7 separate regions of the Homo sapiens genome follow, and regions 2, 3, 4, 5, 6 and 7 are each linked to region 1. A link is a loop called in an ENCODE intact Hi-C map of the cell type or tissue named here. Cell type or tissue: endothelial cell of umbilical vein. All regions are shown on one strand. Region 1 holds the start of ST8SIA1 (ST8 alpha-N-acetyl-neuraminide alpha-2,8-sialyltransferase 1). Region 2 holds the start of LOC105369690 (a long non-coding RNA gene). Region 3 overlaps ST8SIA1 (ST8 alpha-N-acetyl-neuraminide alpha-2,8-sialyltransferase 1). Region 4 has its middle 75 kb from the start of CMAS. Region 5 overlaps KCNJ8-AS1 (KCNJ8 antisense RNA 1). Region 6 has its middle 55 kb from the start of CMAS. Region 7 overlaps ST8SIA1 (ST8 alpha-N-acetyl-neuraminide alpha-2,8-sialyltransferase 1).

Region 1 (4,000 bases):
ATAGTTATATATGAAAAATACTAGCAATACAAGACAACACAACACAACTAAGTGTTTAATCATCAGTCAGAGCCAGCAAATACTATGACATCAGAACAGGAGGTCAAAGAGAGTAGAAGCAGATACCACAAATATTTATTGAGTTCTCATAAAGTCTGTGTTTTAGGTGTCCTGGGAACACATTATTGAATGAGAACTTTCTAGATAACTTGGCTTGGTCTTGAATAATGCACTGGATTTATACATGGGGAGAAAAAGAAAACAAAAACAAACACACATCACATGAGCGGATCACAACACTGTGACAGAACTGAGACCTGTGTGTGATATAGTTTGGCTCTGTGTCCCCACCCAAATCTTATCTTGAATTGTAATCTCCGTAACCCCCCTGTGTCCAGGGTGGGACCTGGTGAGAGGTGATTGGATCGTGGGGGCTGTTTCCCCCAGGCTGTTCTCATGATAGCGAGTTCTCACGAGATCTGATGGTTTTATAAGTGTTTGACAGTTCATCCTACACACACATTCTCCCTCTTGCCTGCCACCAAGTAAGACATGCCACTTTGCCTTCCACCAGGATTGTAAGTTTCCTGAGGCCTCCTCAGCCATGTGGAACTGTGAGTCAATTAAACCTCTTTCCTTTACAAATTACCCAGTCTCAGTGGTATTCTTTATAGTAATGTGAGAACGGACCAATGTAGTGTGACTTGGAAGGGTGAGAGCGATGACCTGATTAGATTTGGTGCTCATGTTAAGAAAAAGCAGGGAATAAGTTTGGATTGTTGGGTGGGCAGAAGCCCACCAAGGTAAGAGAATTCTTAGTTTGCAGAAGAAAGAAAAACAGCACATTGTGTCACACAGATCTTTTGATGTAAAGCATGACTTTAATGCATTCTTATGATATTATATAGGGAAACATTTACATAGCCCCTTCATAACTGTAATATGCCCTAGTTTTGTTTGTCAGTTTATTTCTTTGTTATTTACTCTACAAATAGTCCTTGAACTTGAGGAAGAAAAATGGGAATGGTTTGTGTTTTACTTAAATTATAAGATCAAAGATGGCAGATGATTTATCCAAAGCCCAGGCAAGTAGGAAAAGCTCCCCCTTCCCTTCCCCTTTTCCAGGATAGAAGAGAGTTGGCTGGTTACTTTGCAGGACTTAAGATGATCTTCATTTTAAAGAATCTGTATCAGCCTCCACTGTGGTAAGATGTGACTGGGATTTCAAGGTTTCCCCTGTCTCTACTGATTTACCTAAGTAGGACAGAGATTTCTGGGGCATGCCTGCCGGTGGAGGGCAGTAGGTCACTCAACTAAGAGCACAGTATTGTTGAGAAAATGACACTAAAGTGGTCATCTGGGATGCTACTTCGCTTTTGGTAAATAACTTTGCATCAACTTCTCAAGTTCCACCTCTCAGTGGAGACGGATGCTAGACAAAGGTACCAGACACCGCAGCCTGGTCGGCTGAACAAATGGAGTTATAGCCTTAGATTTTGTTTTCGTGATGACTAAGCTGACCAGGTTTCTTCTTTGTCCTTGCACACTTTATGCTTGACGAGATGCTTAAGCAAATAGAATAGGCGACCGCTAGGAGGTACCCGAGCTATGCGTCGGCCGCCGGGGCGAGCAGAAATGGCTAACAGCGACTCTCTCGGCTCGGTGGGTCAAGGCGGGTGGTGCTTTTCCAAGGTCGGGGTTGCGATAAGCTTATCGCTTATCACAAGCAAGAAGGGCAAGAAGGACGTCTAAGAACCAACGGTCCTTTAATCTAAAAGGCCGCGCGCCTCCAAGGCAATGTGACATCTTGAGGTCTAGTGTTTGGGCACCAGCTGCCTGCACATCTGGATGCAGCACTTCCTTTCAGGGAGGAGGCGAGGCGGAGGACCCCGGAGTGCACGCACCTCCTCGTGCGCGCGCTCGCTTGCGCCCGTGAACGTGTGTGTGTGTGTGTGTGTGTGTGTGTGTGTGTGTGTGTGTGCGGGCGCGCGCGCACACACACGGGCCGCGGCTCCGGGACCGGCTAATGGGGGTGGGGGCCCAGGAAGGAATAAATCTCCGCCAGCCTCCTCGCGCCTGGCTGCGGGTTAATATCCAACCAGCTAGAGAAAGACTAGGGTGACGGCAGCAGGGTGACAGCCTGGGCACACCGGCCGCTTGTCGAAGGATCAGGATATTAGCCAGTCTCCGCCACACTCAGGGACTGATATATTTCTATTGGCGGGGGGCTGTTGGTTTTTATTGTCTGCCGTTATCTCCAAAGAACAAGGGCACGAGTGAGGGGTGCGCGCTCTGGGCGAGTGTCGCGGCTCGGATCGGGTCGAAGGAGGCAATTTTGCGGGTGGGGGAGGGAGGGGGAGACCTTGATTTCCACCAATCCCCGGGCGTTTGTCTGCGAAGTCCGGGGCGCAGCGGAAGGCTGCGGCGCGCCGCTGAATTAACTGATGAGAGCGAGTTCTTTTCTTCTCCGGGAGGGGTGGGGAGCGAGGGTCCCGGCGGGCGAGGCGGAGGAGCCCGGGGCAGGATAGCGGTCCCGGGCCGCCGTGGAAATTTCCAAGGACTTGGTGCGGCGCAGAGAGCGCGTCTCGGGGCGGGGTGGGGGGGGGGGGGTTGCCTGGCGGCGCAGCAGCGCGGGAGGCGGCGAAGGGCGCAGGAGCATCGCTCGGAGGGGACAAGGGGACGCCACGGGCCACATGTTTAGGAGGGAGCCGAGCCTTCTCCCGGACCCTCGCCGAGGGCGACCGTGATGCTGCAGAACCGGCGGGAGCGACTCGCCGCCGCCGCTCTCTGCGCACTCGGAGACCCCAGCGCCCGCCTTCTGCAGGGGAAGCGACCATGGCCATAGATCGTGACTTCACCCCCAGCCACTTCCCCTAGAAAGAAATCCTTGGAAAAGTTGCATTTGAAAAAATCCTTGCGCTGACCTTTGGGGCCGACGGGGCCGAAGAAGCGTGCGTGCGTTTGCAAGTAAGAGAACCAAAGGTGTGTGTGCATGGGGGGCTGGCGGTGGGGGACCCTCCGCTGCCACTTCGCCTAGCTTTGTGCTGAGGCCCCGGCCCCCGCCCCTGGGACGCCGGGGCTGCGATGAGCCCCTGCGGGCGGGCCCGGCGACAAACGTCCAGAGGGGCCATGGCTGTACTGGCGTGGAAGTTCCCGCGGACCCGGCTGCCCATGGGAGCCAGTGCCCTCTGTGTCGTGGTCCTCTGTTGGCTCTACATCTTCCCCGTCTACCGGCTGCCCAACGAGAAAGAGATCGTGCAGGGGGTGCTGCAACAGGGCACGGCGTGGAGGAGGAACCAGACCGCGGCCAGAGCGTTCAGGTACTCCTGCCCTCGCGGCTCCTCCCCTCTAGCGTCCTTTCCTCCCCGAGTGCAGAGGACAGGGTCACCGGCGAGGACCGCCTTGCACCGTCTCGCAGAGGCATCCCTTTCATCCGCTCTTCCATGTCCTTTCCCTCCATTTGTGCCATTCCCAACCTGGAGACTTTAGTCAGGGTTCCTTCCCCACCCCTGATCCCCAGAGATGTGCAGACACCTGCTTTGCGCATGTAAAGACTCGACGCATTTCTTCCCAAAGCGGAGTTTTATTTAACAATTTACGGATAAACAAAACAGAGGGAAGGAGAACCCAGGATAACTTAGTCTCTTGCACTTAATAAGAATTTACCTCTTGGGCTCTGCAGACATTTGAAGCTGTAGGGAACAAGAAGCAGGTAAAAGGCATCTCCCCGAGGTGGAGTGCACAGTCGGTAACATAAGTCCCCAACGTCGGAGTGATGGGCAGTGGAAACATGGACGGATCCCGCAGCTTTGCGCAGTGTGCCCACAGCAAGTGCATAGTACTGACTGACGTCTACTAAGAGACGATACTGTGCAATTTTTGTGTTGAAATCTCGAACAGCTGTCTAGTATTATTATCTCATCTTGTTGACCACAAATTGATTCTTTAGAAGGATGAGTAACTTCCCCAAGGTCATTACTTTTGACCTGTGGGTGCTGGA
Region 2 (4,000 bases), 250 kb after region 1:
GTCCTTTAGAAGGGACTCCAGGAGCTGTACCAAACTCTGAAAATACTGATGATTAAGCCACATGGGGTCATCTCTTCTGAGCCTCCATACAGAAGTGAAGGGTGACAATTAAATAAGAAAAGTGTGACGATAGAGGTCTGCAGATATGAATCTGTGTGTTGGGGGACCCAGGAATGGGGCTCAAAATGAAGCCTCAGAGGCTGCAATAGGTAAGCAATGTTTCCTCAGACACAATAGGTACACCTAATGTACAATTGTTCTGGTGGGCATGTGTCCAGCATGCCCACATAGCCAGCTGGGTCTCATCTTTTGCAAAATATGGCCCTCTGGCCAGGTGGATCAGGCATGAGCAGAGAGACTATGGCTGAACTTGACGGCTCCTTGACAGATCCCTCACCCTCTTTATGGTCCAAAGCTGCCCAGTCTCCAGAGCCACAAAACCAGCCTTAGTTTAATGTTGCCTAGAGGGGTCATAGTCCAACTTTTTTAACTTCATTGGCATTCTTTTCCCAGTTGTACATTCATATCTTTTAGACCATTTCTCAAAGCACATTTTGCAAAATATCAGCATGCTAATTACCTCTGAAGTAATTGTTTAAAATTCCATTTGGGAATTGTTGCTCAAGAACAGTAGTAGTCAACTCCGGCTCCACATGAGAATCACAGGGGAAAAATATTTTTAATAGCAATTATCTGGGCCTCATACCAAAAGACACTGGTTTGATTGGTCTGGGTTATTCTAGGCATCTGAATGTGCTGGAAGCTCCCCACAGTGACTTGAGTGAGTTAGAGTCTCTTCCAACGAACAGGTGTATGTCTGGAGGCAGGTGGGCGGGATGAGGCCACCTGAGGCCTGTTGGTAATCAGGAAGAAAGTCTCCAATGCACACGGAGTACCTATTAAAAAGACTATAGGATGGTTCCTGAGCCTGGATTCCATCCTGCTGTGCTTTCAGAGGGCTGCTCTCTCTCCTTCCTTTCCAGAAAAGGGGGCCTTCACAATTTCATTCCTCTAATAGATTCTCACAATTCAGTGTGCATAAAAGTCATCTGATGGAATTTTACTAACATGCCAATTCCCAGACGTTATCCCAGAAATTTTGATTTAGTAGCACTGGGAAGGTGCTGGAATATATATTTTAGCAATTACTATATGATTTTGATGAAAGTGGTTGAGGGACCATCTTTGAGGAAACACTGCCTAAGCCTTCGCCAAGGTATAATCTGCTACCCTTGGGAATGTTCCCTGTCTTAAATTTTGGATCTAGCACCTAGTGTCTGGCCCTGGGTATAATCATTAACCTTTCTGTGCCTCAATTTCCACACCTGTAAAATAAATGAAATAAAAGTGCTTTATAGAGGTTGTGAGGATTAAAAGAAATTAAGATAGAGGTCATGGTAATGGCCTGAGGTAACCAGGTGATAGATCTGGGTAGCTTAGGGAATACGTGTGTGTGTGTGTGTGTGTGTGTGTGTGTGTGTGTGTTTTGAGACAGTCTTGCTCTGTTACCCAGGCTGGAGTGCAGTGGCACGATCTCGGCTCACTGCAACCTCTGCCTCCGGATTCAAGCGATTCTTGTGCCTCAGACTCCCAAGCAGCTGAGATTAGAGGCGTGCGCCACCATGCCTGGCTAATTGTTTTTGTATTTTTAGTAGAGATGGGGTTTCGTCATGTTGGCCAGGCTGGTCTCACAGCCCTGGCCTTAAGTGATCCACCTGCCTCGGCCTCCCAAAGCGCTGGGATTACAGGCTTGAGCCACCGCACCAGGCTGGGAATACATCTTTCTTTTCGGTTGGCGCTGGTCCTCTAGTAAGGCAGTAGCTTAATCATTTACGTGTCCTCTTTCTATCTCAGCCTTCCCACCACACTTCCCCACTCAAGGCTCACTCCAGACATTGTTAGAAGAAATTTTCCTTCTATCCATGTGATGTGTTGTAAAGAAAGACTAAAAAGTATCCAAATTGTACTTTATAAACAATTTCCTATAGTGGAGATTGATACTCAATGTATGAAGGTCAAATGATGAAGATGTACCATTAAGCCTCATCAGACTCTATTAGTTAATTTCAGTCAGCAAGTGACAACTGCACATTTTAAAACCTAGATCTGTGATGACACCCAGTGGCCAAAATGTCAACCACTGAAATTTTAAAAATACATCAAGTATTTTCATCAGCATACAAATAATATTGCATCAACTTTAAATTTTGAGAGCTATTCAATAACAAAGCATGAAAAGGTTCTACACTGGGAATGTCACCAATGAAATGTGGACAAACCAACTTTCTTTAGTACTGTATTTAGTAGAACTTTCCCAACCAGTTCAGGCAGATAAAAGCACCAGGTTATCAAAGGTGACACATTCCTAAAAAAAAAAAAAAAAAAAAAAAAAAAAAGCTTTTAAACTTGGAAAAAGTAATTTGCATCAGTATATAGCAAAGAACCAATGACCAAATGCAGGAGAGTACAACAGAGATTATTAAGACTTCACACATGGTCCTTTAAATAATTAGAAAATCATTAACATGCTTAGCTTGGCAATTCAGATAACAGTAATTACTTTAGCCAGTACCCATCCCAAAAGGTACAGGATATTTTGGACATTCTTTCACTTGCTCATTCAAAAATATTTCCTGGTGTCCTGGGTTGAGAAGCAGGCTTGGGGAGGGAGATTAATGTCCATGATGTTTGTGAAGGCAGGCTCCTGGGATCGCACTTGTAGATGGAAAACGAAGGAGGAGGATTGTGGAGAGAGAGAGGAGATGGTTCCTATACAGCCTCGGTTGACTCACAGAGAGCGCTGAAGCTAGCCTGGCCTCTCAGCTGTTGTCCATTCTTGGGGTAATGAAGCAGGGCTTTTATCCTCTGCCTCCATCCAGTCACTGGATGTGGGCTACTCCCAGAAAGGGAGTAACCTTAGGTGAGGCAGCGCTGAAGAGGCCTGACAGCTGAGGCTTGTCTACTGACAACACTCCCAGCAGCTGAGGGGGATAAGACCTCCAGGCTCAAGGGTGAGCTCTACGGCCCAACACAGCGTCCACCACACTGACGCAATATGATGCCGACAAAATAAACAGGCTTTTCGATCTTCTGTAACTTGAAGGTAAGTATTAAGCCAATGAACACTTCGATATATACTTAAGGCTGTGAAGGAAGAGAGGGCTTTAAGAGAAGAAAGGGCAGGGGTTGGGGGAAGGAGAGGAGGGCTAACGCCTGGCTGTCTGCTGGTTTCATAATCAGGGCGGAGTGGCAGGAAGGATACAAAAGAGAACTATAACACTTGGACTGGGAATTGTTTACCTTATTCTGTGGGCAGCATGGAGTCACTGAGACTTTTACAAAGGGAACAGAAAGCATAAAGTAGACAAGTAAAGTGGTAGTGGAATAGATTGGATTCGAAGGAAATTAAGCATTTCAAAGTCAACACAGGAATCAAGCATTTTCTTTTGAAGGTCATCTCCAATTTGGTCCTGTGTTTCTGGTCTCATTTCTTACCATTACCTTGTAGATCCTTTCAGGCCTATACAGATAACGACCTCTTCCATTATCTGAACACAAACGTTAACTCCATTTTTTTTGATATTGTCCTTTGACACCAATGAAATTTTCTAGTTTAAGATCCAGCTCAAATTTCACCTCCACTTGAAAAGATTTTTCTGCTTCAAGCCCTTTAAGGGTCTCTCTCTACCCTTATTTTCAGGATAAAGCAAAAATGTCTTAATGTAACTCACAAAAACCAGTACAATCTGGCCTCTGTTTATTCACCTCGCCAGACTCATATCATCCCATTCCCCTATATTTGTTTGCCGAGGTGGTGAGCTTGTGCCTTATTTGGCTTTTTATTAGGTTGGGGCAAAAGTAATTGTGGTTTTTGCCATTAACCACAATCACATTTGCACCAACCTAACAATTTCAGGAAATGTAATAATCTTTGACATGCTAAATGCTATTCATTGTTAAATTGAGAAAAGGTAAACAATCTTCACAAATAAAATTACTT
Region 3 (4,000 bases), 140 kb after region 1:
AGCCCAGCCCCACACTCCTGTTTTCATAGCCCTTTTTTGTCTGTACTTTGGTACATATTCCCCAAATAAGATTATTATTTACATCTGTCATGATGAGGCAGTGATAGCAGCAAGTGTCACTTTGACCCTCACCCTTGGAAAGTGGGCTATGCATAGCTAGAGTTAGAACAGGAGGTTCTAATCCTGCTTCCACAATTACTTCAGTAACAGGCTTTTGTATCCATGATTACTTAAGCTGACTTAGATGCATTTTCTACCCTGTATTCTAGTGTACACAACACAAACACACATAAGCCCTTTACCTGTGGAGAAGAGGGAGATGGTTGATTCAGTGGGAGTGGGGAGTGGCAGAGGGTGCCTTAACTTTTTCTGGCTTGACCCCTACTTCCTTATGTGTTTCCTTCATATACCTCTGTCACTTTAGAGATGTAATCATGTCTGTTCCAAGTTGTATCGTTATTATCAAGAAGTCCTATAAATGTAGCAAATGTGACTATTTTATAGAAATGCACAATAGTTTATAGGCCTTGGAGAAGTCTGATAATAGTATGTAAATATCCTTCATTGAAGTCATAGAACCTTCTAGTAGGAAGCTCCATAGGTGATAACTGCAAGAGGATTAATGTTTGTTTCTCCAGTAAACACCGGAAGCAAGGAATCAATCTGTCACTGTTTATCATTCAGTCTTGAGCACCGTTGGGTGTTGATAGGTTACTATAGACACTCCCCTTATAATTAATATACAGGACTCACAATTTAGGATGTCTGATGGCCACTAGGGTACATCATAGAGACACTAGAGAGAAGAGAACAAATATAGCTCCATCAAAAAGCCTGCTTAATCTTTAACAAGTCTGAAATATTACTAAAATTCCAGTTACCGTGCAGCATAGTCAGTCTAAAAAGCACTGGGGAAAAAGGTGTCTTTTTGGTCTCTTTAATTCTATTATGGCACATTTTAATATTATTCCACATGTGTGCAAACTATTTCTCAAGAGCAAAGTTTGAGGCTGGAGTTAAGAAAATAGAAAAATTAAAACATTATTTTTTCTCATATAATATAATCTGACTACTAGTTCATGGATATAATAATTCTGGGAAAAATTTTAGATTAAACTATAAAATTGAAATCACCTTTGAAGAGTATATGGAATTGCTTCTTTCTATTAAAGCCAACCTACATTGGCAAAAAGTGTGGAGAAAATCAGTGTGCTCAATTCTTTTTGTAGAGTTTCATCTAAAATGTTGCAGGTAAAAAAGAAAACTTTAATTGGTACTTTCTACGGTGTGATTAGAAAAATTAGTATCTATCTCTGTTGGTTCTGCTGACTTGCTTCTTTCCACCGAATCTAAATGCAATGTCATAGGAGGAGGTTTGCTGTAAAAACATGTCTTTTTCTTTGGTGTATTCATTGTAATTATGGCTGGCAGTGAGAAGGTTCGGTAAGTCTCAATTTCTCTACCTCCTTTACTTGGAGAAAATTTGTAAATGTACCCTGTGAATAAAATGATTTTTTATAGCTTGTGAAGTCTTTTCATTTTCCAGAATTAAATGGGTGACGCTCTTTCATCTTCTATTCCTGCTTTGTTTTGTATCCATATCAGCTACACTGATATTTTTTTCTTACAGATGAAAAGTCATGAGACTTAGTGAGGAAATCATTTTAGAAATCCTGAATTATAATTGCTAGAATATAAGAACACTATTGGTACTTCTTATGTGGATGAAAGGACTATCTATAGGGCAAACTAGAAAGAAAACTGAGCATTTATTTAATATGATTAATGTAGATAAGCCTAGTTTTTCCAGTGATAAAACTTCTCCTTTTCGTCAATATCAGTATGTGTGTCCAAGAGATACTTTAATACATTCCTAACAAGATGCAATACATTTAGATTCCCCTTCTGCACATATGGGTGACTTTCAAAACCCAAGTGTGCCTTTTAGTCTGAATTATTTAGACAATTGCTTCAAACTCCCATTCCCCTTGGGCGCTGTTGGCCCAGTTCTGCCAAACTCTTCCTCAGAGGGAGTGACATCAGGAAAAGTGACCTTGATTCATCCTTTGTTATACATTTCTCCTCAGAAATTGATCAAGGTACTCTGTACAGATCTCCTTATTAATTCTCTGACTTCATTCTCACACGACATAGCTTTTTGGGCTACAGCTATTTTAAGAAAGGACATTCTATTACCTAATGGAAAATCTACATGGTGTTTAGCTGAATCACTTGGAAACAAATGCAATACTCTAGTATAAATGTGGGTTACCCTAACCTATTCTCAGACGATATAAGGAAAACAGACTTAACTTGTTTTCACCAACTATCATTAAGTCCCCAAATCTAGATTTGACAGAGTCCTGCTCTTCTACTTTGTTTCAATTTGAGCATTCAAAAACAGATATTAAGACTTCAAAGGCATTAATTACTGAAGAATTCCCCCTAAACCTAAAAGGAGGATAATTATAAATCATAGACTATATTTTTACTTGAAAACTTATTATTTTGGATATACGGTTAGATTCCTGATGATATGAACAATTATAGATGTAGGAGGATTGACTTCATTTATAATTTATATTATTCCATTTTATGAGCTTTTAGAAGTATATGAAAACAAGTTCTTTGTTTCATTTATATACATAGAGTAAAAGTTATTTCTTTCCTTCTCAATAGTCATGAATTCTGGGCCAGAATTAAAAAGTCAGCCTCAATACTTGGGAACTTTTTCATGGTAAACAGTGCAATCAAATGTTAGGTTAAAAGGCAATCAAGAATTTGTGAGTCTCAAGATAGATGCCAATTGAGATTCCAACCTTTGCATATGGAGGCAAGGGAGACAGTAGGAATAAGGTACAAGTGTTCATTGGGTGGGACCACTATAATCCATTTCCTACCAGGCAGATTACTGATCTCTACAAAGAGAATGCTTTTCTACCAAGGGTTTAACATTAGCCTTTGCTATTGTTGGTTGGGCACTTGGCAGTGGTGGAAGCCAGATTATCATTAGTCTTTGATATTAATTCCATGCATAACCTCCATGCCTGTTACCAAAACCACTTTGTATAGAAGTCCATTGAGAAAGTAGTGGAGTAATTGAGAAAAGAGACCAGCTGTTACCCACTCAACACATTGTTTAGTCTGGGCCTCTTATAAAGGTTATGACTGCAGTAGTGAGGTTAATTTCTGGAGTGGTTATCAATGTGTTCTATCCTGGAGCACATAACAATTTATTCTAACTGAACTAGACATGTATTCCAGATTTGCCTTTCCTGTCCTCAATGCTTCTGCCAGCATGGCTATCTATGAACTTACAGAGTGACTCATTTACCGTATTGACATCATGTACAACATATAATATCCTTTTGACCAAGGGACACACACTTTATGGCTAAAGAAATGTAGCAAGGAACTAATTCTCATGGAACTAGCTTGTATTAGTATTACTCTTTACCATACCATATAGAACATACATTATCAACAGGAGAGATACTGCCCCCTAAAGAGGAAAAAATTGGTTTTAGGGAGTGTGATCTGAGAGACCAAGTTAGACCAAGTTAGATGCCTTTTTATCAATCAGGACAGGCCTAAAGATTAAGGAAACAAAGTTAACCTATGGGTGGAGGATTCAGGGTCTGGCTGGCATGACACGTTTCTAAATTCCTACAAGAAAAACCACACTCTCACCAACCTCCTTAACAATAAGAGCTTTCAGGCAAGTTGTCCTAACTCTGATTTACAACCCAGACCACTGCAACTCTGATTGGACAGGGGATCAGCCTTATCAACATTCTCTTCTGATAAACTACTGAAGACCTTAGGCCAGTTTCAGCAGCTTATAAAGGCTACACACAAACTCTTTGCATCCTATACTTCAACTTCTGATGTAAAGAGCCAAATTCCACCTCATTTTAATGCTAAAACTCAGCCCAAAAGTGAACATGGCTGTATGTTATGTGGATGTTTGCCCATTGGGCATGCACTCTGCTCCCCTCAT
Region 4 (4,000 bases), 210 kb after region 1:
CGAGATCATGCCACTGCACTCCAGCCTGGGTGACAGAGTGAGACTCCAACTCAAAAAAAAAAAATCTTAACAATTTACTGTTTGCTAACCATGTGCTACAGACACTTATCTAAGTGTCATGCTAACATTATCTCATGTCTTCCTTATTAGAACACTATGAAGTAGATGTCCTTATCCTTATTTTACAGAGGAGGAAAATGCAAACCTTTGGAGGCCAAATAACTTGTCCACAGATGTGTAACTAATAAGGAAAACAGTCAAGATATAAATTCAAGTAGCAGCTCGAAAATCTTTGCCCTTACCACAGTGTCATAATTTGTCCTAAAACAAAACAAAACAAAACAAAAAACCAGTCCTCCTCGTTATTAATTCCTCCTCCACATGAAAGGCTTCTAAATATTTGAAGATAGTTTGCATGCCTCACTCCACCTCAATTCCATTTTTGGAGTAAGCAGTGCTGAAATACATATATTTAAAAAAAAAAGATTGGGTCTGCTTTTCCTCAAGAAAAGAAATACTGTTTTTGTCTACTGTCATTACACACTGTGGTTCACCACCTCTCTCTCCTGGCTGCATGAGCTCTGATTTGGCCACATCTCTATTATAGTGCAGTGCTTAGAAGGAAACGCACACCATAGATATGGTCTGACTAGGGCAGGGTAGAGCAGACCTAGCACTGCTTCTGTTCTAGAGATTATTTTTCTGTGACTGCAGCTACAAAAATGCCAGCCCAGACCAGAACTCAGTGAAGCTCACTGGCTTTCAGGGAACATCTGTCTTTGTTGTCACCACGTTAATCAGGACTCATAGCAGAATATCTAGGAGGGGCAGAGTGTGGTTGGAAAAATATTCCACATGATTCTTTTACACCTTCTTAGGTGTGAAGAGATTTTACTTGTAAGTATTCTACATCAGGATGTTCCAGCCTGTGCAAACCCTGTCACCACCAGGAATAGTCACTGAATCACTAGAGCTTTTAAAAGAAATCTGTATGAATGGAAGCAGTAGCTTCACTTTTCTTTACTTATAATGATATGGGGGGGGCGTTAGGGAAGTGCTGGGTAGAGAAGGGTGGGATCCCTGGCGAGGGCTTCACCCTCGGGCATGTGCCTGCGGACCTAAGTGAGAATGAGCACTCCTGTTTTCACACCTGAGTATTGCATTTTCCAAGACGACTCTGGTCCACCATGCCCCCATCCTGCGCCCATATATTCCTGAGATTTTAGCAGGCACACACACAAGTGGCTGAATGTCGAGACCAGCAGACCAGAGATGGTGGAATGACACACAGCAGAGAAAGAAGGAAGATGGGGGATGTCTGGAAGCTGAGGGGAGTTTGGCGGGGAGTGGTCAGAGAAGAATTCGGCCGCTGGGCAGCCCAACTCCAGGGGAATACCATCTTCCCACTCCACCCCCACTTCTAGCTCTCCATCCATCTCAATGAGAGCCACCTCTACCACTCGATAAAACCTTGAACTCATCCTTTGAGCCCACGTGTGATCTGATCCTTCCAGGATACTGGGCAAGAGCTTAGAGTCCAGAAGGCTCTCACACTGGCCCTCTGCCCTTGCAATAAGGAAGAGGGTCGATTGAGCTGATTAACACACAAGCCATCTGCAGGTGGCAAATTTGAAAGACCTTTGTAACACACGCCCACTTGGGCTTTGGGAGTCACGGACACCCACCCCTAGATGCTGCTGTGGGGCCAGAGCCCAAAAGTGCACAGGTGGCCTCTGCACCTGCCCATCTGCATGCTCCCCCTAGCGGTTTGAGCTTTGGGGTGACCAAGCAGATGAGCCACACCCTGGCACATGTCCTGTGAGGGGAACTGGGGAACTCTCCCATTTCAATAAGATAGGGCTGTTTGTCTTTCTGAGTGTATGCATGTATGGATGTATTATATGTATGTGACTGTGTTTCAGGGATGTTCTTCAATGACTTTCCTTTATTTTTCTTTTGGTTTTGAGACAGGGTTTCCCTCTGTCACCCGGGCTGGAGTGCAGTGGTGCGACCACAGCTCACCACACCCTTGATCTCCTGGCCCCAAGCAATCCTCCCACCTCAACCTCCTGAGTAGCTGGGACTACAGGTGCACAGCAACATGTCCAGATAATTTTTGTATTTTTTATACAGATGGGGTTTCTCCATATGGCTCAGGCTGGTCTTGAACTCCTGAGCTCAAGCAATCCACCTGCCTCAGCCTCTCAAAGTGCTGGGATTATAGGCATGAGCCACTGCACCTGGCCTTCAATGGCTTTTTGAGGGGAGGCTTATTCTCTTGCAAATGAAAACATAATGTAGTAGAAAGAAAAGGCTATGGACGTAGAAGACTTGGCATCAAGTTCTGACTATAATTTATTCCCTGTATGACTTTGGATGAGCAGAGTAACCATTCTGAGTTCTACATTTCTAATATAAAATAAGACCAATAAATCTATTCTGTAGGATTATTTAGAGATTCAAATTAAGTAATGGCTGAAATATGCTATAGAAATCTACTCATTATTCTACTAGACACAGAAGACTTTTAAGTAGTTTTATATCAACGTGAAAATACTGCAAGTAGGTATTTTTCTAAAGAGATTGTTTTACAACTGAGGCATCATGATATTCTGTATTCATCTTCAAATGTAGTCATAGACATGAGTTATATGACAAGACAGTATAATAAAGAGACAGCAGGTTGGGCACGGTGGCTCACTCCTGTAATCCCAGCGCTTTGGGAGGCCGAGGCTAATGAAACACCTGAGGTCAGGAGTTTGAGACCAGCATGGCCAACATGGCAAAATCCCGTCTCTACTAAAAAAAAAACAAAAATTAGCTGGGCGTGGTGGCATGTGCCTGTAATCCCAGCTGCTTGGGAGTCTGAGGCAGGAGAATCACTTGAACCCAGGAGGCGGAGGTTGCAGTGAGCTGAGATTGCACCACTGCACTCCAGCCTGGGTGACAGAGCAAGGCTCTGTCTTAAAAAAAAAAAAAAGACAGCTACATTTATCTAATCTTGTAATTTACCTTTTAGATAGTATATAAATATGCTTTATTTTTTCAAGTTAAACAATAACTGTAAATTGTGTTCTAGTAATATTTTGATAGGTTAGTATTTTGATGAAATTAATATATTAGCATTTTTTTTCCTTGTAGCTCTATCTCCAGTCTTACATTATTACTCTATATTTCCTAGGCCAATTCATCCTAGAGAATTTATATTTTCTGTACGATTATCTTATCCTCAAAGTACTTTCTAGAAATTCAAGACTAAGATGCTCATTATAATGAGATATAAGTGTGGGGCAGAAGGTTTGCAGAAAGTGTGGAAGGTTTGAAATAGCTGATGTAAAGAATAGAATGTGTTAATGTAGGATAAGTAGGTTTGGTAGGTGGCCTTGGTGTGAATAGAGTTGTGTAAATTTCTCCAGCAGCACTCTGTAGCAATGGAGAGAAGAAAAGATGGTAAAGTGTTTTGATTCAATACTGGGCACATTTTTAGGTGACTGAAATAAGCAATAAGGGGCAAGGAAGTTGAAGGTTTTGGAAAGAAAACTGTTGAGAGGATGAACAAGGGAAAGAAAGTGAAGATAGAAAGGGACAAAAGTGGTCAGAGTAGGGATTGTAGAAACTATTTATTAAAGTCACTCCAGCTGATGGTGAGACTTGAGATGACACAGAAAATGTTCTAAAGTCAGAATCTTCTGTGAATGTAGGGGAGAGACCAGGAGGTCAACTTATGGCTGAAATATTGAAGGAAAGAGTGGCAGATTCCCATGACTCTCAAAGAAGCCTGGTTTCTATAGGAGGAGGGAGTTCTGGAAGTTTCTAGGAAGCAGTGAGATTGTTGACTCACTCTTCAGACCCTAAGACATAGGTTGGGTGAGAGTGAGCAACCTCTATTCAGGGGCACACAGGGGAAGGAGCCATTTGGACCACAGAGAAAGGGCAGTCCAGGTATATGTTAAGGCCAAGAGGTGGTAGGATAATTCTGTAATTAACCAAAGAAAAGTAT
Region 5 (4,000 bases), 640 kb after region 1:
TATCTGCTCAGAAATATATATCAGAAATATATATCAGAGTTGGAAGCTCTTTAGTGGAGATGGATCTTAGAGGCCCCTTTAAGACATAGGCTTTTAGAAACCTTCTATATTAAAGCATGCTCTTACATCCTTCCAATCCTATAACAGAATAAACGTTTCAAAGCACCGACCTGTTAATTACCTTATTTAATCTTCACTATGTTGCATTCATTTGTAATGTTGTTTCTTATTCAATTAAGTAAAGAAGCTTAACTTCTAGATGCATATTATGTGTTTTAAAAGGCTGCAAAAAGCATAAGAATAAAAAATTATTTTCCCCATTAGCTTATCATCAGGAAAATTCCAGACCAAAGAAAGGCATGGAAGTGGATGGTTATGGAGTAAACTTCTGGAAGAAACAAATGTGGAAGACACAGCTTTTCCTCTTTGTAACTTAAGCCAGAATCAACCTACTTTTATCCAGGGGGTAAACTGAGAGAGAAAGAAAACTCTCTATTGACTATTGCGTGCATGCCAAAAGATCATAGACTTTATCTCAATGAACCCCATATAGGCGTTATTATCCCCATTTTATAGATCATGATAAAAACATGCCCACAGCCATATGTGTGGTCTTTGAAAGTACACCATCAAACCCAGACCTATTGATTATAATTATAAGGCCTCTTTTCCTTTCCATGGTATCTCACTGACAAAACCTGTGTTGCCTGGTCTGTGACCACGTCTTGGTTAACTGAAGGAGAACAGAAAATTGTCCTTTTCAGCTGAAACTAAAACCAGATCAACTGACGACTCCAAGATGTTAAAAAATGGTCCAGATAATCCTGACTAAAAATACAATGGACAAACAACTTTATCAATTTCAGACTATTTTTCCCGGTCTCTTGAATTTTGCATGTGAATGTTTCATTTAAAAACAGCCTCATCAAGCAAAGTTTAAAGAAGTGTGTCCAAAAAAATTATAGGTTTTTCCCCCAATCTTTAGAAGATTTTCATTGCTATTGCTACGAAATACAAAAAGTTAAACAAAAAATTTTGTTTTCCAAGCTGAAACATGTATTTGTAAATCCAGGATAGTTAAACAAGAAAACTATTCTTGCAGAAAATATCTGAAAAATGAAATAAGCAATATTAAGACAAACTGAGTAAGGAAGTGGTGATTAAGTGGAGTAAAGACCGAGGTCATGTACATCTGTGCTGTGTAAGGGCCCACTTCATTTTTTGATAACTTCACTTTTTCACCCTTAACAGGGTTAACCCTAGAATGTGACAAGGGTAGCCTATGACAGGCGACATTTTGAAGTCACATTTATACAACCTCTACCCCAAACCCAAAGACCTCTCTCTCTCTGACACAAACACACACGGAAATTTATATACTTTTAATATACACAACCCAAGGTAGTCTTTTACAATTTACCAGAGTCATTTATTACTTAGTGGCATTCCAGCTCTCACACAAAATCACGATATTTCCTGTGCTTCCCTCCATGCACGTTTTGTTCACTTCTTTGCACAAGGGAACTGTGACTCTAGCATGCTGACTTGTCGTAGAAAATAAAGTGGGAATTTTTGGCCATCACTTTTAATTTAGAGCTACTGGTTCATTTCTAGAATAACATTAAACAAGAGAACGATTAAAAAAAAAAAAAAAAGAGAAAGAAATGAATGAATAGGTTATCACTGCCATCTGGTGGTGAAAATGCAAGAAAACAGGATATACATTCTGATAGCTCAAAATAGAATTAGTTTGGGAAAAGCATTGTTTTATAAAATGTCAAAAAATGTTCAGAAGTTTAATTAAGAAATGATTATCAAATGTTTGTGTTACTGATATGACTCAGAGTAGTCGCAATACGGAATATATGATCTCTTCTGATTCACATTTTTTTTTTCTCAATTTCCAGGAACATAGAGGTGTTCCTACTTTTCAGGCCCAAGAACCATAGAAAAAGTTAAATGATCATTGCATCCGTTTCACCTCCCCATGGCACTCCTCCTTCACAGTTGTTATTTCAAGAGAACTAAGTATTTACAATCATGCTATGTGGTGGGCACAGCATACAAAACGGACATCTCATCACCTGCTTGCCTCTATCAGGCTCTGAAGGTGTCTTTCCTAGGAAGTTGTCAACATAATTAAATCAGACAAACTTCAAGATACCATTGCTTTTGACAGTGTGGAGTTTCAACATGACAGACTTTGACTCTGCAGGGGGATTCCACAGCAGCTCCCATCATATCTAAGCTTCTATTACACCCAAGCTTCTATCACACACTAAGCAATGTGATCTCACATTACACAGCATACTAAACTCTCTATATAGGAAATCAAACTTTCTTACGTTGCACACACACACACACCATTTGTTTGTTTCTGCTTTCAAGTCTTTATGCTTTCTTTTATTTTCACTTGTATTGCCTATCATATTATCCTCTTCAACTACCCAGGTCCTTGCCAAACGTAAAAATTCACTGACTTGAAAATGCCTCAAAGGTTATCTATATATTACTTTTTAGGGTTTGCTTTCTATATGTCAGACACTGTTTCAATCATTTTATGCACATATTAGTATTTCCAAATTCTCAAAAAAACTTTGGAGAATTATTATTCCTATTTAAGCGTGGAGAAAACTTGGCTCAGAGCAATGAATAACTCATCTAAGTCTGCACTGGGAGTGAGTGGAGAAACCAAGTTTTGAAGCAAGGTCAGTCTAATTTAAAGGTTAAACTCATTCCTTCCTTGCTCATCATTCTAACAGGGCTTTAGTACACACACATATATGATGTAAGAACAATACATATATGTTCTTACATCCCTTTCCTGTGCAATATGATCCATTCCTCTCAAGAAAGTATGAATGACATTTCCTTTAGCAACTCCAGAGAACCCTCATTAGCTAATGAAGTGGTCTCTTGGTTAACAGTGTGGATTTCAAAATCAGAAAGCATTCTACCACTAGCAACTTTACAGTATTGCAAAAGTACTAGGCTTCAGATCTTCAGTTTTGCCCCTTTGAAATACTAATAAACCTTTTTGAAAATTAGGTGAGATAATCCATGAAAAGAGCTTAACTAGCATCATGCCTGTGACATGTTAAGCACTCAATAAAAGTTGGCGTTTATTATTTCAGTCTCTTTTATATACTGGATATTCAATGCAGATTGATGATTAACTGTTTTCAGCGATATGAAAAGGCCTTTATGAAAGGAAAAGAGCTCTTCAGAATATTGGATGACTCTGAATGGTGACTCTAGAATAACAGGGCAAGACTCTATATGGGCTGTAGAATCAATCATATGAGAGATCTGGGTAGAACATCTTCACATATTGGAAAATGTAGGGGACACCACGCTCCTGGGGTTTCTAGGCTGGCAGTGAACACATGGAAAATTCTAAATGTGAAAATGACAGCTTTGTCAGTTTGCTCCTCGAGGCCTGCCAAAGACTGCCACAGTCCCTGTCCATCTCTAGTAAATCACAGTAACTAATTCAGCTCCTACACCAAATTTGGCTTCTTCTATGACTTTTCCTAACATAAAAACACACAAAAAAGAATAGCAGCACAAAAACCACATAAGTCCCAGAAATCATTTCCAGATGAAATTTTATATGTTCTGCTTTCTAGTTTTGGCAAGTCATTGAAAAGTAAAATAGCAACCACTGTGAGAGAATTCTTATATTTCTGGAAAATGATGTTCCAATGTTATTTTTAAGGAAAGGAATGTTTATCCTTCGTTCCGAGGAATGATAAAAATGTTCCCAAATTACCCTTTAAAAAGGCAGTGATTTTACAAAATATATATATATACACACACACACACATTAATTCCTCACTTTATATCTTAAATAGGTTCTTTGAACCTATTGCTTGTTAAACAAAAGTTTAAACAAAACGACATATAACAAAACCAATTTTACCACCAGCTACTTGATATAAATAAGATTCAGTTCCTACAACAAATTTCTGGTCACAAAAACATCACCAGACTTCTAAAT
Region 6 (4,000 bases), 230 kb after region 1:
CTTCCTGTCAAAAAGTAGCTGCAGCTCTTTCAAAGTGAGAGGTTAGATCCTCGTACCTACCCGTAGGAAAGGGGCTGAATCCAGGGGAGTGAGCAGCGATGGACTACAGGCACCTCACTGGATAAGACCCACCGGCTTGGGAACCCAGCCAGTCACCAATAATAACCGTTACACCTCCCTGAGATGAAGCTCCCAGAGGGCGGGGTGGGCCACATCTTTGTTGTTTTACAGCCTTAGCAATTGTTGCCTTTGGACTCTAGGAGTCTGAAGTGACTGGAGGCTGGAGCGGACCCCCAGTCCAGCATAGCAGCTCTGCAAAGCAGCAGCCGACTGCTTTTCATGTGGATCCCAAATCCCATTTCTCTTCACTGGGTAGAATCTCCTGACCAGGACCTCCTGTCACCCCCACTGGTGTTTTCTGGCTGACAGCAGTTCCAACCCCTCCCTGAGATGTAGCTCCCAGAGGGAGGGGCAGGCCACCATCTTTGCTCTTTAGCAGCCTTAGCTGCCTTCAGGCATTAGAGTCCATGGTGACCAGGGGCTGTAGTGGATCCCCAGAAAAGCACAACTATCTTGAGGAAAAGCAGCCAGGCTGCTTTTTTACATGGGTCCCTGATCCTATACCTCCTTACTGGGTGGGATCTCCTGATTGGGGTCTCCAACCACTTCTTGCAGGTGTGTTCAGGTTGGTAACAGGTCCGACCTCCCTGGGATGGAGCTCCCAGAGGGAGGGGCAGGCCACCTTTTTGCTGTTTTGCAGCCTTCACTGTTGATATCTTTAGATACTGGAAAATTCAAAGCCACTGGGGACTGGAGTGGACCCCCAGCATACTGCAGCAGCCCTGTGGAAAAGTGGCCAGACTGTTATGTGGTCCCCAATCGTGTAGCTCCTCACTGGGCAGGTCCTCTTGGCTTGGGTCTCCAACTACCCTCTGCTGAGGCTATAGAGCCAATAGCAGCTCTGTAACTCCCTGGGCAGAGCTCCCCATGGTAGGGGCAGGTTGCCATGGTGGCTGTCTTGCAGCCCTTGCCCTTGGTGTCTCCAGGCTCTGGAGAGTCTGTGAGGATCAGGGACTGGTCCAGATCCCCAGCACAGAGCAACAACCCCATGGAAAAATGGTCAGATTGTTCCCCATACAGGTCCCAGTCCTCACTTCTCACTGGGCAGGGCTATCCAACCCCCAACACAACCACCCTGACCCTGCCTGATCACTTCAATCAGAGCCAGCTCAGCACTTCTCCCAGGAGGAAATCGCAGAGCCAACCCACAAACCCTCCTTCGCTGCAGCTGCAGTGGTACAGTTCCAACAGCCCTCGTGCTTGGGAAGGAACAAGGGGCTTAGTCATTATGCTGGCACTTCCAGCACACCACAGCCACGCTATAGAGAGGAGCCCAGCCCCTCTTCCAGGGGAATCCCCACCCCACACTCTTCACCAGGCAGGGCCCCTGGCTCATGACTGCAGAACAGCCACTCCACCCATGGCTGAACATATCCACTGGTAGTGGCCTGAGGAGAGGCTTGTAGAGACATGTTACAGCCCCTTCGTCACTGGTTCTATCCCTGCTGCCCTCAGTCTGAAGAAGAAACAAAGAACCTGAGGGCTACATCTGAGCTTACAGCATGCCACAGTCATATGGAGAGGAAACCAGTCTCTCCTCCCAGTGAACCATTGACCCCCTGCTGCCAAACAAGCAGAGCCCCAAGCTCATGTGCCAGCACTGCACCTGCCCCTCCCCACTGGCTGAACACTCCCAATAAGAGCAGCTCTGCTTCACAGAGGTGGAACCCCCAGGGGCAACCAAAAGCCTCTCTGCCACTGCCTCTGCAGTGGTATTACCCCTGCCACTCTCAGAGTAACAAAGGCAGAAGCAGTGGCAGAGAGGCTTTGGTTGCCCCTGGGGGTTCCACCTACAAGAAAGATGGAGTGCAGGAAAGGGAACTCCAGGCTTGGGCCCACAGCACAGACCCATCCTAGGCTGATTGCACTGAGCGATTGCTGACCTGCATTTCTCTGGGGTGGAGCCCCTAGGATACAAATAAAAGACCATCGGCTACAACCACTGCTAAGGTTCCTTCCTCTGCTGCCTCTAAGTTGGGGAGGAAACATAAACCTTGAGTTCACCCCAGAGCTCTGGTGGACAGCCTGGGAGTGCCAAGCCGCAATTTACAGCCAGCGCTCAAGTGGAAGAGGGGCCCTTGATTTCAGAGCATTGAGAGGGAACATGGCTGCAACTGTGAGGAAATACAGGGGAACCACACAACTGAGCAAGAGCCTACCAACTGACCACTATGCCTAAGCGCCACCTACTGGATCATACCCCAAAGCTTCAACACCAAAAATGTCTAGGTAACATACTCCCCTGTAAAACCAAAGACAAGAAGTTAGCCACAAATAAAAACCCTGCACAAAGCTTCAGCCCTGTGAAAACATCCAGAAAAGAAGTCTATTGACTATACTCAATCTACGCTGCAGTTAAAGGAACACCCACATGCAGAGATGAGAAAGAAGGCAATACAAGAACTCCAGTAACTCAATGGCCAGAGTGCCATATGTCCTCCAAATGACCACACTAATTTTCCAACAAGGATTCTTAACCAGACTGATCTGGCTGAAATGACAAAAATAGAATTCAGAATATAGGAAAAACAAAGATAATTAAAATTAAAATTCAGGAGGATGGCAAACCCCAATCCAAGGAAAATAAGAACCACAATAAAACTATACAGGAGCTGACAGACAAAATAGCCAGCATAAAAAAGAACCTAACTGATCTGACAGAGCTGAAAAACACACTACAAGAATTTCACAATGCAGTTGCAAGTGTTAACAGCAGAATACACCAAGCTGAGGAAAGAATCTCAGAACTTTTTTTTTTTTTTTTTTTTTTTTGAGACGGAGTCTCGCTCTGTCGCCCAGGCCGGACTGCGGACTGCAGTGGCGCAATCTCGGCTCACTGCAAGCTCCACTTCCCGGGTTCACGCCATTCTCCTGCCTCAGCCTCCCGAGTAGCTGGGACTACAGGCACCCGCCACCGCGCCCGGCTAATTTTTTGTATTTTTAGTAGAGACGGGGTTTCACCTTGTTAGCCAGGATGGTCTCGATCTCCTGACCTCATGATCCACCCGCCTCGGCCTCCCAAAGTGCTGGGATTACAGGCGTGAGCCACCGCGCCCGGCCAGAATCTCAGAACTTGAAGACTGGTTCTCTGAAATAGGACAGTCAGGCAAAAATTAAAAGAAAATAAAAAGGAATTAATAAACCTCCAAGAAATGTGGGATTATGTAAACATGCCAAATATAAAAATGATTGGCATCCTGAAAAGGGATGGGGAGGAAGCAGACAACATGGAAAACATATTTCAGGATATCATCCATGAAAATGTCCCCAACCTCACTATAGAGGCTGAGAGTCAAATTCTGGAAATACAGAGAGCCTTGCAAGATTCTATACAAGAAGATCATCCCCAAAAAACACAGTCAGATTTTCCAAGGTTGAAATGAAAAAATGTTAAAGGCAGCTAGAGAGAAAGAGCATGTCACCTACAAAGGGAACCCCATCAGGCTAACAGCAGACCTCTCAGCAGAAACACTACAAGCCAGTAGAGATTGGGGGCCTATATTCAACATTCTTAAGGAAAAAATAATCTTCAACCAAGCATATTATATCCAGCCAAACTAAGCTTCTTCTAAGTAAAAAAGAAAGAAGAACCTTTTCAGATAAGCAAATGCTGAGGGAGTTCATTGCCACCAGATGTGTCTAAGAAGAGATCTTGAAAGGAGCACTAAATATGGAAAAGAAAGACCATTACCAGCCAATAGAAAAACACACTTAAGGACACAGACCAATGACACTATACAGCAACCACACAAACAAGCTGGCACAATAACCAGATAACAACACAATGACAAGATCAAATTCACACATATCAGTACTAACCTTGAAGGTAAACAGGCTAAATGCCCCATTTAAAAGGCTCAGAATGGTCAGCTGGATAATA
Region 7 (4,000 bases), 64 kb after region 1:
CTGTCTGCAACTTGGAGGTGGGGTTTCGCCAGGACCTGCCCGTGTCTATCTAGGCATTTGTCTGCCTCCTGTCATTATCGGTAAGAAACCTCAGAATAACTGTCCCAGACTGAAGCCTTTAAGGCTAACTGTGAAGATAGTCAAACAGGGTGACCCCGAGCGCTTTTGTTACCATGTTACTCTTGTGTCATTAGATAATACAAGTCTCAGATGTTGCAATGAAATCAATCTTAAAGGACACCATAATGGAGAAATTGCTGCTGTTTTTGAAGATGTAAAAATCACAGTCAGAGATGTCAGCTCAGTCAGTCTCTGCCTTCTCCCCAACCAGAACTAAATGGCAGAGTGCAGTGACAGAGCAAAAAGCTGAACTGGTTCCGAGGTCTCTTCCCTGCCAGGAGCTGGCATCTCCAGACTGTCGGTTCTTGTGTTGGAGCCTTGGTGCTCTTCAGTCTTTTAGCCATCAAATATTCTTGTACCAATTTTCCCACAAAGCGAATGACTGGGATTTGTATTTTAAAACCACAGCTATTATAATACCAGTATCTTTGAAATTGACATACTGTCTCCCTGTTAGTTTTCAATTTATCTTGGCCCAGCTGCTGGAGGAAAATACTTTTCAGTCTTTGTAGCGCCGTGGAGCCAATATGTTTAGGAAACAAGCCAGTCAATATAGTTCCCAAACAACCTCTTGCCAGAGACAGTAATAATTTTTTAACCCCTTGAACTCTAAATAAGAAAATGGTTTCATCCAGATTATGAACACTAAACCTTGGTTGGTGTGGGCAGTTTGAACAATCATCCTTCGAGTTGAAAACTTTTTGACTGTCCTTGGAATTAGTAAAGGACATACATTAAGTAATCCCCTAGGACTGCTTTTTCAGCTTGTAATTACATTTCAAGGAAATGGCCCTGTAAAACAAGTAGCAAAGTGCTCTCTGCAATATTTGAAAGTAAGACCATAGCAGGTCAAAAATTATAAAGTAAATTATAGTCATTCACTTAAAACGTTCACTTAAGGCATTTTGTAATTTCATTGGTGACCTTTTATTGCATCATGAACAAATAGGGGCAAGAAAGGATTTAGAAGATAAAGATTTGGGCTTAGGAAAATAAGCATTCAGTGGTAAGGATTTATAAGATGTAAGATAGATTAAGTAAGGGCCAGGAAACCTTTGGGGAAAAAGGCAAAGTGTTATCATATGAATAAAAATAATGGTAATAAAATGTCATAGATTATGTCATGTCTTTAAAAAGAGGGTACCTGAAGGAAATTTAAATTTCATGTTTTAGGTTATGTCATACCATGGGGATCTTGATATGTAGAAATTTCCTTTCACTTTTGCAGATGGTTGAGAGATCTAAGAACAGTGGAGGGATGCAGAGAACAAGGAGACAGGAAAGGCTGATGTAGGACACAGAACATCAGAATGACTACTTGGAGCAGGGAAGCCACCAGAGCAATGTGATGATTGGCGCTCTCGTATTTTACAGCTATTAATAGGTCATATTGACTGAATGATTTCTAAGTTCCAGACCTGGCACTTTTTATAATTATCATTTTATTTAATTCTTTCAATAACTGTAGAGGTAATTTCTTACGTTTCCCTTCACCCCATTTTATAGATGAGGAAGCTGAGGCTAAGAAAGGTTCAGTACCCATCACAAAGTACATTGGAAGTGGCAGAATCCTCTGATGCTGTAATTGTGTAAATAACCATTTTATTCTCCATGACCTGGGCACTTAGAAGATGACTGAGGAGTGATTTAGATATGTTATGTATATTCATATAGAGTTTATATATGCTATCGTTCCATCTGTCTGTGAAGTTTTCCTCAATTAAGTTGTGCTTGAGAAGCATTGAGGATTAAATTGGCCAACTCTGAACTTTCTGTTGCCAGTGCTTCCTGTGGGCTTGGCATTCTGTTTAGTACACTTATAAGAAAGTCATTCCAGCCTTGAAAACATCCTTAATGCAGATGTTTTCTTACTGAGTCAGTTAATGGATATGTGAGCCAAAAGGTTCATCAAAGCCACTGCTGATGAAACAACCAAAGCTTCATTTTCTTGAGGCTCCTATTGGAAAGAAAAAGGAAATCTATGTGCCTGTGGGAACTGCAGACGTAAACTACCTACCTCATGTAAAAGGCTACCACGATTGCAAGTGACATGGTAGGTGCAAGTATGGCCAAATACATAGGAAAAAAGGCACAATGAACTTTTTAGTGTATTTCCATTTACTAATTATGAATCTGTGACCACCTGTACAAATAAAGCAATTAATGTCAACTGTTTACGACTCCTACAAAAGTTTCTTCTTTTAAAATTTCAATTTTCTTTTTGTTCCTATCTTTAAAATTTGTGTAAATTTATGGGGTACAAGTATAATTTTGTTCCATGGATATACTGCGTAGCAGTGAAGTCAGGGCTTTTAGTGTATCCATCACCAGAATCACATACAGCGTCCTCATTAAATAATTTCTCATTATCCAGCCCCCTTTCACCCCTTTACCTTTCTGAGTCTCCATTGTCTATCATTCCACACTCTAGGTTCACGTAAAAGTTTATTTGAAATAGATTTAGAGGAAAAATTATATTGAACATATTTTTGTTTTAATTCAGTATTTTAATTTTAAATTGGAAATAATTAGTAAGTTAATTTAAATAAATAAACTCAATTCCGCAAAATGTGACACTTTAAGGAAAGTGCGTAGGAAACATTAATGAAACTCAAATGTATTAGAGAAAACCTACCAAAGAGTAGGTTGGTTATATTTTCTCAATTTGATTCAATTTTGTGGCTACACTCTACAACTATAGTTTGTTGAAGACTAACTATGTGCTAGACTCTTTGCTAAATGTTTTGCATGCATTATCTGATAATCCCAACATATGATGCTGATATTATTGTCTCCATTTGACATGTAGAAATTGAGGCTGAGCCAAAAGTGTCCTGCCTGGGATTTCCCAGTTAGACACTGGTTCCATGCTGTGATTCCAAGTCAAGATTCAAACTGAGGCCTGTTGAAGCTAACATCTACAAATTTAACCCTTTAAACTGCCTTGCATTTCCTTTCAAATTAGGTAATATGCTACAAAATGATTACAACCTAATGAAGTCTCTCTCCTGATATGTCTGAAATACCTATAATAGTGTATAAGGAGATTCCCATTTTGTTTTCCTTGGAAACGGATGGAGACTTACTCAGTTGCTAATTTCTGTAATGTGGTCCAAATTGTTTAAACCTAACAATTCCATATTTAAGGATTTATCTTAAAGAATTAACTGTACAACTGCTCCAGGCTATATGTATCAGATAAGTAACAGCAGGAGGACCTCTATATGGAATGGGTTAGTGATGGTGAACTTGTTAAAAGAGGGTTCTGTCTCTTCAAGACTCCTTTTATGTGAGGTGTTTTACATACAATTAAGCAAACTTTATTGTCCATATAAAAGAAGAGAATACAGTGGGCTGATACTCCCGTTTCTCAGCTACCTTCTTAGCTCTGCCACAATTCAAAGATGTTTATAACAGTATTGTTTATCATAGTGAAAAAATGGGAATAACCTAAAATATTCAACATTAAGGGATTGGTTAAATTATGAATCACCTCTACAGTTAAATACCATGTTGATATTACAATCATGAAGGGAAGGTATCCATAATATCTTGTTAAATAAACATACACATTACAATAGTATTCATATGGGATCACCTGATCCCATTTTGGTTAGAAAACAAGCCATTTAGGATGGGAAGTCCACCCAACAGAGGGCTGAGAAATCACTGCAGGTAATATACAAATATTACTTAATGTTATTTTGAAAAGAAGCAAGGGAGACTTTTAGAAACTTTTGGACTTCTCTTTGTCAGTTAGAATCCTGAATTTTTCACTAACTGCCTTATAAAAAAAAAACAACCCTGTATTTCATTTAAATCTGGCACAGAGAAAAGAGTCTTTCCCAATCTTTGGCTAAAATTCCCTAAAGCATGTATT

Evidence for each region. Peaks named below come from ENCODE experiments on the same cell type or tissue, not always from the same donor. Only the 100,000 strongest peaks of a DNase experiment are listed, where the experiment ranks them.
Region 2: it touches region 1 in a loop (16-fold over the local background); 57 of 110 quality-filtered maps call a loop at or near these places.
Region 3: a loop joins it to region 1, with 2.3 times the contacts of the local background. A loop is called at or near these places in 4 of 110 quality-filtered maps.
Region 4: a loop joins it to region 1, with 3 times the contacts of the local background. A loop is called at or near these places in 6 of 110 quality-filtered maps.
Region 5: a loop joins it to region 1, with 15 times the contacts of the local background. A loop is called at or near these places in 15 of 110 quality-filtered maps.
Region 6: a loop joins it to region 1, with 15 times the contacts of the local background. A loop is called at or near these places in 70 of 110 quality-filtered maps.
Region 7: it touches region 1 in a loop (3-fold over the local background); 16 of 110 quality-filtered maps call a loop at or near these places.

Annotation. Positions count from the first base shown.
Region 1 is chr12:22,333,317-22,337,316 of GRCh38, reverse strand. ST8SIA1 (ST8 alpha-N-acetyl-neuraminide alpha-2,8-sialyltransferase 1) reads left to right here and starts at 2,610. Exons shown (of 5, transcript NM_003034.4): 1 at 2,610-3,320. The coding sequence starts at 3,085. LOC105369151 (a long non-coding RNA gene) reads left to right here and starts at 3,327. Exons shown (of 2, transcript XR_931426.3): 1 at 3,327-4,000. In endothelial cell of umbilical vein, a CTCF peak has its summit at 1,579 (motif pointing right); a DNase peak (open chromatin) is centred at 1,606; H3K4me3 peaks cover 1,282 bases; H3K27me3 peaks cover 1,289 bases.
Region 2 is chr12:22,081,489-22,085,488 of GRCh38, reverse strand. It overlaps LOC105369690 (a long non-coding RNA gene), which reads left to right and starts at 2,962. Exons shown (of 5, transcript XR_931423.4): 1 at 2,962-3,103. In endothelial cell of umbilical vein, no CTCF peak of the experiment used is centred here; a DNase peak (open chromatin) is centred at 2,108; H3K27me3 peaks cover 153 bases.
Region 3 is chr12:22,190,911-22,194,910 of GRCh38, reverse strand. It overlaps ST8SIA1 (ST8 alpha-N-acetyl-neuraminide alpha-2,8-sialyltransferase 1), which reads left to right. Exons shown (of 5, transcript NM_003034.4): 5 at 1-1,520. Among named protein-coding and RNA genes, the nearest start is that of ST8SIA1, 140 kb to the left of the region's middle. In endothelial cell of umbilical vein, no CTCF peak of the experiment used is centred here; no DNase peak of the experiment used is centred here.
Region 4 is chr12:22,119,185-22,123,184 of GRCh38, reverse strand. It overlaps the pseudogene SULT6B2P. Among named protein-coding and RNA genes, the nearest start is that of CMAS, 75 kb to the right of the region's middle. RefSeq lists a silencer at 1,748-1,807. In endothelial cell of umbilical vein, a CTCF peak has its summit at 1,765; no DNase peak of the experiment used is centred here.
Region 5 is chr12:21,695,709-21,699,708 of GRCh38, reverse strand. All of the region lies in intron 1 of KCNJ8-AS1 (KCNJ8 antisense RNA 1), which reads right to left. Among named protein-coding and RNA genes, the nearest start is that of KCNJ8-AS1, 35 kb to the right of the region's middle. In endothelial cell of umbilical vein, a CTCF peak has its summit at 1,700 (motif pointing left); a DNase peak (open chromatin) is centred at 1,668; H3K27me3 peaks cover 235 bases.
Region 6 is chr12:22,099,441-22,103,440 of GRCh38, reverse strand. No RefSeq gene overlaps it. Among named protein-coding and RNA genes, the nearest start is that of CMAS, 55 kb to the right of the region's middle. RefSeq lists an enhancer at 1,461-1,600. In endothelial cell of umbilical vein, a CTCF peak has its summit at 2,325 (motif pointing left); DNase peaks (open chromatin) are centred at 1,330 and 2,300; H3K27me3 peaks cover 43 bases.
Region 7 is chr12:22,269,169-22,273,168 of GRCh38, reverse strand. The region is part of intron 2 of ST8SIA1 (ST8 alpha-N-acetyl-neuraminide alpha-2,8-sialyltransferase 1); the gene reads left to right. Among named protein-coding and RNA genes, the nearest start is that of ST8SIA1, 64 kb to the left of the region's middle. RefSeq lists enhancers at 1,201-1,370, 3,108-3,277. In endothelial cell of umbilical vein, no CTCF peak of the experiment used is centred here; a DNase peak (open chromatin) is centred at 1,948.